2 separate regions of the Homo sapiens genome follow, and region 1 is linked to region 2. The links are chromatin contacts, found by Hi-C or POLR2A ChIA-PET in ENCODE. All regions are on one chromosome and are shown on one strand. The core of a region is the stretch at or near the end of the contact, and the rest is flanking DNA. Distances in the headings are between cores, read along the strand shown. Region 1 overlaps IL6R (interleukin 6 receptor). Region 2 overlaps ATP8B2 (ATPase phospholipid transporting 8B2).

Region 1 (4,145 bases), core at 1,540-4,039, 68 kb after region 2:
TGGTTATCTCTGATGCTGCCAGAGGAGGATTAGATGTTTTATCTCCTGAGTTGGTCACACGCGCACGTGGGTCTCTGAGTCAGCATTGAGCATTACCTGTTTATGGGTCCAAAGGAGCCTCCCTCCCAGACCCTCTCTCCAGCAGTGTACAGTCCATCGTGTGGATGGGAGGAAGGCAAGGCCAAGGTAAATACTGACTCAGACAAATACAAGCAGGTACAAGAAGTACAAATACATATGTGGGGGAGGAGGGAGCAGGGGCCTGCCAGCCAAAGCTAGTCATCTGAGAAGAGGGGGTTGCGGACAGGTGGGGCTGGGAGCTGAGTCAGAGAAGGTTGCTGGGCCTCCCATTAGAGCCTGGGAGCCTTGACTTGCCGTAGCCTGCGGCCTTGCCTCTTCCTGGACAGTGGCCGAGGGTGCCCTCTGAAATGTTAAGGAGAAATGAATGGGCCCAGATGGTGGGGTGACTTGGGGAGGACGCGAGATTTGGAGTCCAAGGGGAGGCAGTTTTAGGCTCTAACTCATCCTATACACGCTGCGGCTGTGGGGGAAGGGAGAGAAAGGCCAAGGGCACGACTCCTGGCTCCTGAGAGTCCCCAGTGCCCCATTAGGTTGGCAGCTGCAGTGATGGCGCTGACCCCCCCTTGTGCACACCCCTCAAGCCTCAGCATTCCCTTCCCTGGGCCTCTGAAGGGTGGAAAGATGTGAGAAGAGCAGGGAAGAGGAGAGGAAATTGGGAGAGGGGGAGAGAGAGGGTGGTGGGGAGCCCAGAGAAGGGAGCTGGGGGTGGAGCATGGAGAGGTACCTGGGCCAAGTAGAGAGAGGCTTTGGCCAGGCTCATCTGGGTCCAGCGTGGATTCCCTCATGCATGAGCTGTGTGAATTTGGGCAAGTTCCCTAACTTCTCTGATCTCTTGTTGCCTCAACAATGAAATGGGGACAAGACTTCCTCCCTGGCAGACTTTTTGTGAGTAGTGTGCTCTTAGGGAAAGCCCAGGGCGCAGGGTAAGTGTCCCAGTTGCTAATGATTGTTATGGTTATTATCACATCAAAGCCAGGAGCCAGTCTCAGTCCAAAGATGGAGAATGCAAGAACAGGTGACCAAGAGCACTGGGACTTGTCCTAGCCCTCGTGGGACCAAATTCTATACTTGTTTCCATGTGGACACAAGGTGTCCACAGGCTTCTCCTGGAGGCTTCTCAGCACCCACCTACTTTTAGATCAAGACCATTATTGCTGACAGGGGACCTTTGTTTCCTCTGTAGCCCCTTCTGAAATCCTATGCCTTTGCAACCCAAGAAGCTGGGTTAGGCTGGGGGCCTCCTGTGCTGCCAGCTGGCCTGGGCAGCGGGGACCTGCGTCTCTGCTCAGAAACTGGGGTGGTGAGATGGGATTAGCAGGCACGAGCCAAGCCTGTGTCCTCGGTGGCAGGCCAGGCAGCTGGTTCACCGCTTACATAAACGGGGCCAGGAAGCTGAACTTGTTTTTGCTGGCAAGAGCTGCGGCAAGCTGCAAGAGAGTTGAGAAATATGTGTCTCCGTGTGCGTGTTTTTCTCTGGTTATTGACATTTGCAAGTTTACTTGAAGAGGGGGAAAAAGTAGAAAAACAACAAAGCTGTTTGGATTCCTGGCACCCAAACTTAGGTCCCAACTGGGGAGGAACCCCACTTTCCCAGAGCTGTGCTGCAGGGTCCCCAGACCAAAGGGTGTCTGGGCCATGGTGGGGGTCCCAGTGTCCCTGGGAGGGGGAATCCTAGGCCACCGGGGCAGGGAGATATGGGCTTGCTTGTTGGGAGTTACTAGGACCTAAACTCTCTTTCCCTTGAGGAATGGGAGGCAAGGGAGGTTGTGGGAATTTTCCCTCCCCTAGAGCTCTCCAGGGAGAAAGAAGCATTTTTCTGAGGGCACTGGGATGATCTGGTCATCATCCTTCTCCCAAAGCCATCAACTATTAAATAATAAATCCATAGATTCATTATGTGTTTTCAAGCTGAGTATTGTTTGCTTCCTGCCCTCTGAGAGCTAATGATTGGGCGCCATGGGATGCTAGACCGCAGGAGTGGGGGCCTGTGGGGGATCTACAGGTCACAGTCTGAATCCTCATTTCACAGAGAAGGCCAGTGGGCTCTGCCAGGGGCGGTGACGTGCCCATGGCTGCCTGTGAGTCATCACAAGACCAGGAATAGAACTCAGGTCACCTGACAGCACAGAGCTGTTTCCTCTACACCAAGGGGCCTCCTGCTTGTGGAGATGTACTTTATTTTATTTTATTTATTTATTTATTTATTTATTTATTTTCAAGAAGGAGTCTCGCCCAGGCTGGAGTGCAGTGGTGCAATCTCAGCTCACTGCAGCCTTCGACTCACTGCAGCCTCTGCCTCCCGGATTCAAGCGATTCTCATGCCTCAGCCTCCTGAGTAGCTGGGATTACAGGCACACACCACCAAGCCTGGCTAATTTTTGTATTTTTAATAGAGACAGGGTTTCACCATGTTGGCCAGGCTGGTCTCGAACTCCTGACCTCAAGTGATCCACCCGTCTCAGCCTCCCAAAGTGCTGAGATTACAGGCGTGAGCCACTGCACCCTACTGAGATGTACTTTATATTAAAGAACAAATCAAGGCAGACTGTACGTTTGTGTCAGCCCAACCCCACACAATTAATAGTCAGTGATTAAACTGACCAGACCAGACCAGACACCAACACTGACTGTTGAGGAGGAGCTTGGGGGTTTGTTTTCGGGAGGCAATACTGCCTCCTTTTGTGATCTTAGTCCCAGGTGAGGTGCTTCCTTGTCCTCTCTGCAGAATCCCATTCTTTCTTAGCCTGGGCTGAAGCTGCTCCCTCCCTGTATGTGACCCTGGCCTTGGCGCAGTCCTTGGGTGCTCTTCCTCCCTCCTGCCTCTGCGCTGCTTCATGATGCACAGGAGCCAAGGAGGGGCAGGGGACAGTCGGTTTTTTCTCAGGGAGATTGGAAGAGAACAGAAACAAGAAGCAATGGAATGCTCCTGTCCTGGAGGTTGGTGGGGCAGTGGGGAGAGGTGGGGAAGCCATTGAGCCTGCACATACTTTTGACAGGCTTGGCTCATGCCTGCCAACCCCATCCCACCGCCTGGGTTTCTGAGCAGGGACATGGGTCCCCACTGCCCAGGCCAGCTGGCAGCACAGGATGGCCTCCAACCTAACCCAGGCTCTTGGGTTGCAAAGGCATAGCATTTCAGAAGGGGCCACAGAGGAACCAAAAGTCCCCCTGCCTGTGGAGTCAGGCCTGATCTCTTTGAGGGTGCTCACACCCTCCATGTTCCCCTGTAGGTCTTCCTTCCCTCCTTACTGCATTTCAGATACTCCAGACACCAGCCCTCCCCAGAACTCTCACTGTTTTTTGTTTTTTTGAGACACAGTCTTGCTCTGGGTCCCAGGCTGGAGTGCAGTGGCACAATCACAGCTCACTTCAGACTTGACCTCCTGGGCTCAAGTGATCCTTCTGCCACAGCCTCCCAGATAGCTGGGACCGCAGACATGTGTCACCATGCCCAGCTAATTTTAGAGTTTTTTGGTAGAGATGGAGTTTTGCCGTGTTGCCCAGGCTGGTCTCAGCCACCTGGGCACAAACGATCCTCCCATCTCAGCCTCCCAATGTGCTGGGATGACAGGCGTAAGCCACGATGCCTGGTGACTCTCAATTCTTTTTTTTTTAATTATTATTATTATTATTTTGGAGATAGAGTTTCACTTTTGTGGCCCAGGCTGGAGTGCAATGGTGCAATCTCAGTTCACTGCAATCTCTGCCTCCTGGGTTCAAGTGATTCTCCTGCCTCAGCCTCCTGAGTAGCTGGGATTACAGGTGTGTGCCACCACGCCCGGCTAATTTTGTATTTTTAGTATGGGGTTTCTCCATGTTGGTCAGGCTGCTCTCAAACTCCCGACCTCAGGTGATCTGCCCGCCTCGGCCTCCCACAGTGCTGGGATTACAGGCGTGAGCCACGGCGCCTGGTGACTCAGTTCTTAATGCCTTGCATATACTGTTCTCTCTTTATGGAATGTAACTCCCTGTGGCTCCACTTATCAAACCCCCACTCATTTATCAAGGCCCCAATAAAATCTCTCTTCCCCCTTTAGAATAATTGATCCCTCTTCTTAGTTCCC
Region 2 (4,184 bases), core at 1,078-3,577:
GTGGGGGCGGGTGGGCAGGGAATGGGAGAGGGGAAGTCTTGGCAGGGAAATCCCTTTTGGCCACACAGTTTACAAACCCAGTATCATGTCTGTCTGTGTGTCTCTCAAGGTGAGAGTCTGATTTTTATACCAAAGAGGAAATGATTTTTTTTCATATTTTGTTTGTCTATATTATATAAATATATATATACAGTTATATATATATATATTATTTTTTGGTTCTCTCTCGTTTTTTAGGGAGGGAAGAAAGTACCAAGTTGCATTGAGCTGTAATTAAGGAACATTATAATTTATGACACATTTCTATACTTGCAAAAATTATATCATTTTATGGATATAAGAGAAAAATGCCTTTTTATAAAATTTCAATTTCTGAGAAGTGTGTAATTTGTCTCTTTTCTGATGTTTAACCAAGACTGGTGGTGAAAGTAAAGACAGAAACTGTCTCTTAAATGTAATTGAGTGGGTAGATCTGGGATATCTTGGACAAATTGGAATCTGACTGGTGTGGGATAGCACCTCATCCATTTGCAGACCTCCCGGGATCTGAGTTTCAGCTGAAGATGAAGACGGGGCAGTGGGTGGTACTGAGCGGCATATCGTATGGACTTTGGCTGGGTGCCTAGGACCTTGAGCTGTTTACCTTTCTCCAAACGCAGGCCAACCTGTCATCCCTAACACACGCCAGATGGATGTGTGTGTAGGGAAAGTACCTGGTAAATATTGTAAGGTTTTGTTTTTTAACTCTGCGCTTTTCCGCATGCCTCACATCTTCCTGGCTTCTCAAGTGAGTATCAAGGAAGCTAAAGTCTTATATTAAAGGGAGCTTTCCTCCAGGGAAGGGAGGGCGGATGAGGATGGGGTCCTAGGAGTCAGGGCCAGGGTTAGTGCTGGCCTGAGGAGAAAGAAGTATAGCTTCCTCCGCCGATGGCCAATATCAGCATGATCCAGCCCCACCCGCAGGCTAATTTCCCCCTGACCCAGCCAGTCTTCAGTTATGGAACAATCCTTCTCAAAAACGTAGACTGGGTGTGGTGGCTCAATGCCTGTAATCCCAGCATTTTGCGAGGCTGAGGCAGGAGGATCACTTGAGCCCAGCCCAGGAGTTCAAGACCAGCCTGGGCAACATGGGGAGACCCCGCCTGTATTAAAAAAAAAAAAAAAAAGGGTGGGGGAGCGGAGGGTGTATGGGGGGAAGATGTGAAGATAAGATCTGTTTCCCTCTTCAGGAGAAACGGCCCCTGGCGGGAATCCCGCCACAGACCGCCAGGAACACCACCTGACACCCACCTCCACCCAGGGAGAGGCTGTCCAGTCCACACAAGCCTTTCTTTGGGGTCTGTCTGGAACCCTGAGCTTTGGGCAGCAAGTGGCATCTGGCTTCAGTGCCCCCACCCCCGAAACACAGAAAGAAGCCTTAATCCCTTGAGGCTGGTGAGGCCCCAAGTCCACCCCTCCCACAAGACAGGTCTTCAGCACTGCGCTGGCCTCCCGTTGGGGGTCTGTTCAGCCACTGGGAATGTCTTCCTTGGCTCCTCTCGCTGACCCTGGCTCTCCTGCACCCAGGATCCTATTATGTGTGTCTGAGGGGCAGGGCCAATGTCATTTTAACTTTCATTGCCTCTTGGGGACGCGTTTTCTCCGTCGCGATATAGACACACGCCTCCACGGAGGCTCCGGGCACTCGGGCTCCCCGTTTTCTCCCCTCTGCCGCAGGCATCCCTGGTCTTCCTTCCCTGCGCTGACTGAGCACCTGGGCTCCTGTGGGAGTGGCTTCCAGCCCCTAGGTCCCCATCGTCCTAGTGCCTTTTCTGAGTGCGTGGAGGTGAAGTCTGTCCGATACCGCAGCTTTGTTCCACTGAGCCTGCTTATCTCCAAGGGCGTTCCTCTCCACTCCACTAAAGCAGCACACACCCATGGGCGCCCACTGCCGTCGGGAGGAGCTCCACCTCTGAACTCTCACAATTCATTCAGCATTTGGCCATCCATATTCTTCAGTTCTTCCCGCTTCCATCTGTGCTCCCAGCGAAAACTACGGCCCCTCCCTTTCCTCCTGGTCGCTTGCTTCCATATGTGAACCCTTACTTGCTTCCCAATCCAGCCCGGAGCCCGTGGTCTGGTACTCGTCGCTTTGCCCCGGAACATTCCAGCCTTGGGTCAGCCCAGCGTCTCCCAGGGTGAGCTGTGGAATGCTGAAGGGCAGCACACAACCACGGAGCAAGAGGAGCGGCAGCTGCCCGGGCTCCCTCCGCAGGCGCCTCTGCACGGCGAGGAGACGCTGGGAACCTCATTCTCCTGCCCCTCCCTCAACTCCTGCCACCGCCTCCCACCCTGCCCTCAGCAGATGGTGCTGCCTCCTACTTCACGGAGCAAATAACTTCTGCGGCTTTCCTCTCAACTACAAATCTCACTGCGCACAGGCACGCCGGCCTTCCCCTTTCCTTTCCCCTGCCTGGGGAGGCTGGACTCTCCTGTCCCGCTCCCTGTGGCCCCGCCCCTCCCCTCCTCCCACCACTGCACCTTCCATTGTCCTTCACCAGGACCTTCTCTTGACCCTGCCTTCATTTCCCTCTCCGTTGATTCTTTCCTTCCCCAAATTAGCCTGCTCAGTTTTCTTCCCCCTCACCTGACCCCTAACCCCTATCAACTCTGTTGTGGTCTGTGTCCCTCCCATTAGCCTCTCTGTTATCTCTTCCACTGCCTGTAATCTGGCATCTCCTTCACCAGTCCCTGAAATGCTTTCACTAAAATCACCTTTGACCTTCATGTTGGCCAAGTCCAGAAGGCATTTCCAGGTCTGATCTGACTTGCAATCTCTTAGTCATTTGACTGTGTTGGCTGCCTTCTCCTTGAAACTCTGCCCTCTGCTGACTTTGTTCCACTTTCTCTTGGTTTAACTGCTGCCTCTCTGGTTGATCCTTCTGTCTCCTTCCTTGGAGCTCCTTCCTCTGTTCTTCTTCCCACCATGCCCCAGGACTCCATACTTGGCTCTAAGCTTTTCTCTTCTGTGCAGGGTCCTTGAAGGTCCCCATGCAAACCCATGGTTTAAATAAGATTTGTTTAAACAAGTAAGATTTAACAATTAAATGGAGAGTCACCATTGTTCACCTCTAGATTGGACTTCTTCCTTCCACTCCACGCTCCAGACCCTTGTATTCAATTATCCATTGGACCTCTCCACTAGGACGACCCACCACCACCTGTTATTCAACATACCCCACACTGAACATTGTTTTTCCCAACACCTGTTGCTCCTCCCGCATCCTCTATTTCAGTGAGCAGCACGCGATCTCACCAGTCACCAAAGCCAGACACACATGTCCTGGAGAAAACCCTACAACCTCTGCTCTGGGGCCACCACACTGTAAATCATATATTTCATCTTCTTTGATGTGGAGCATGAAATGATTAAGCTGCAATGTCCTGAGCCACTGTTTCCCAGTGATTGTGACCCAGGCAGGGTCACGACAGCCATATTTCTGTCCCCAAAGCGGGGCCATCTAGGTTGGGACTCAAAACACAAAGAAATTCTGCCACAAAGGTTCAATGTCACTTTCCTTGGCCCCAAAAGAGAAACTGGAGAGACCAGAGTGCTCAGATTAGGTAGGCAGCTGCAGCCTCCCACTGTAGCCACCCTGCAGAGCATGAGGGAGGGACTCACTGATAAAGCACCAGGACTACCCACTGCAGTCTCTACTTCAGAGGAAGCAAGCCATTGATGGAGATGTACTAAACACTGGGCTCTGCGGCTGAAGGAAGGAGCTGAGTTCTCCTGCTTATCTCTGCTCCAGTGTCCTATCTTGAAGGACTGTGTCCTGACCCCAGTGAGAAACATGACCTGTCTGACCCTCCCAACCCTTCCTGGAAACTTTCCAGTTCTCAGTGAGTTGCTGGGAGCTGCCCTGCTGGACACCCGCCTGGGGAGGGTGTAGACTTATCTTGCCGGGCTGAGAGAGGGAAGTCTTTCCCAATACTAGTCTATTAAAACACACACTGGGCTGGGCGCAGTGGCTCACGCCTGTAATCCCAGCACTTTGGGAGGCCAAGGCGGGTGGATCATCTGAGGTCAGGAGTTCGAGACCAGCCTGACTAAAATGGCTTCACCCTGTCTATACGAAAAATACAACAAATTAGCTGGGCATGGGGGCAGACGCCTGTAATCCCAGCTACTCAGGAGGCTGAGG

Evidence for each region. A loop is a pair of places that touch in the nucleus more often than their neighbours do. ChIA-PET counts read pairs that join two places held with the same protein, here RNA polymerase II (POLR2A). Pooled maps may share reads with other maps.
Region 1: a pooled map shows a loop between it and region 2 (5-fold over the local background). The contact joins two enhancer-like sites. A Hi-C loop is called at or near these places in 2 of 168 maps with a recorded cell type or tissue (HCT116 and PC-9) and 10 of 50 pooled maps. POLR2A ChIA-PET finds 5 or more read pairs at or near these places in 14 of 52 experiments (A673, CD4-positive, alpha-beta T cell, CD4-positive, alpha-beta memory T cell and 10 more).

Annotation. Positions count from the first base shown.
Region 1 is chr1:154,418,247-154,422,391 of GRCh38, forward strand. All of the region lies in intron 1 of IL6R (interleukin 6 receptor), which reads left to right. Among named protein-coding and RNA genes, the nearest start is that of IL6R-AS1, 14 kb to the left of the region's middle. RefSeq lists an enhancer at 1-480. Within about 2 kb of position 2,790, at least 8 of the 41 ENCODE cell types and tissues checked have a DNase peak (open chromatin) inside an H3K27ac peak, as active enhancers do.
Region 2 is chr1:154,350,929-154,355,112 of GRCh38, forward strand. It overlaps ATP8B2 (ATPase phospholipid transporting 8B2), which reads left to right. Exons shown (of 28, transcript NM_001370597.1): 28 at 1-376. Among named protein-coding and RNA genes, the nearest start is that of ATP8B2, 27 kb to the left of the region's middle. Within about 2 kb of position 2,328, at least 26 of the 41 ENCODE cell types and tissues checked have a DNase peak (open chromatin) inside an H3K27ac peak, as active enhancers do.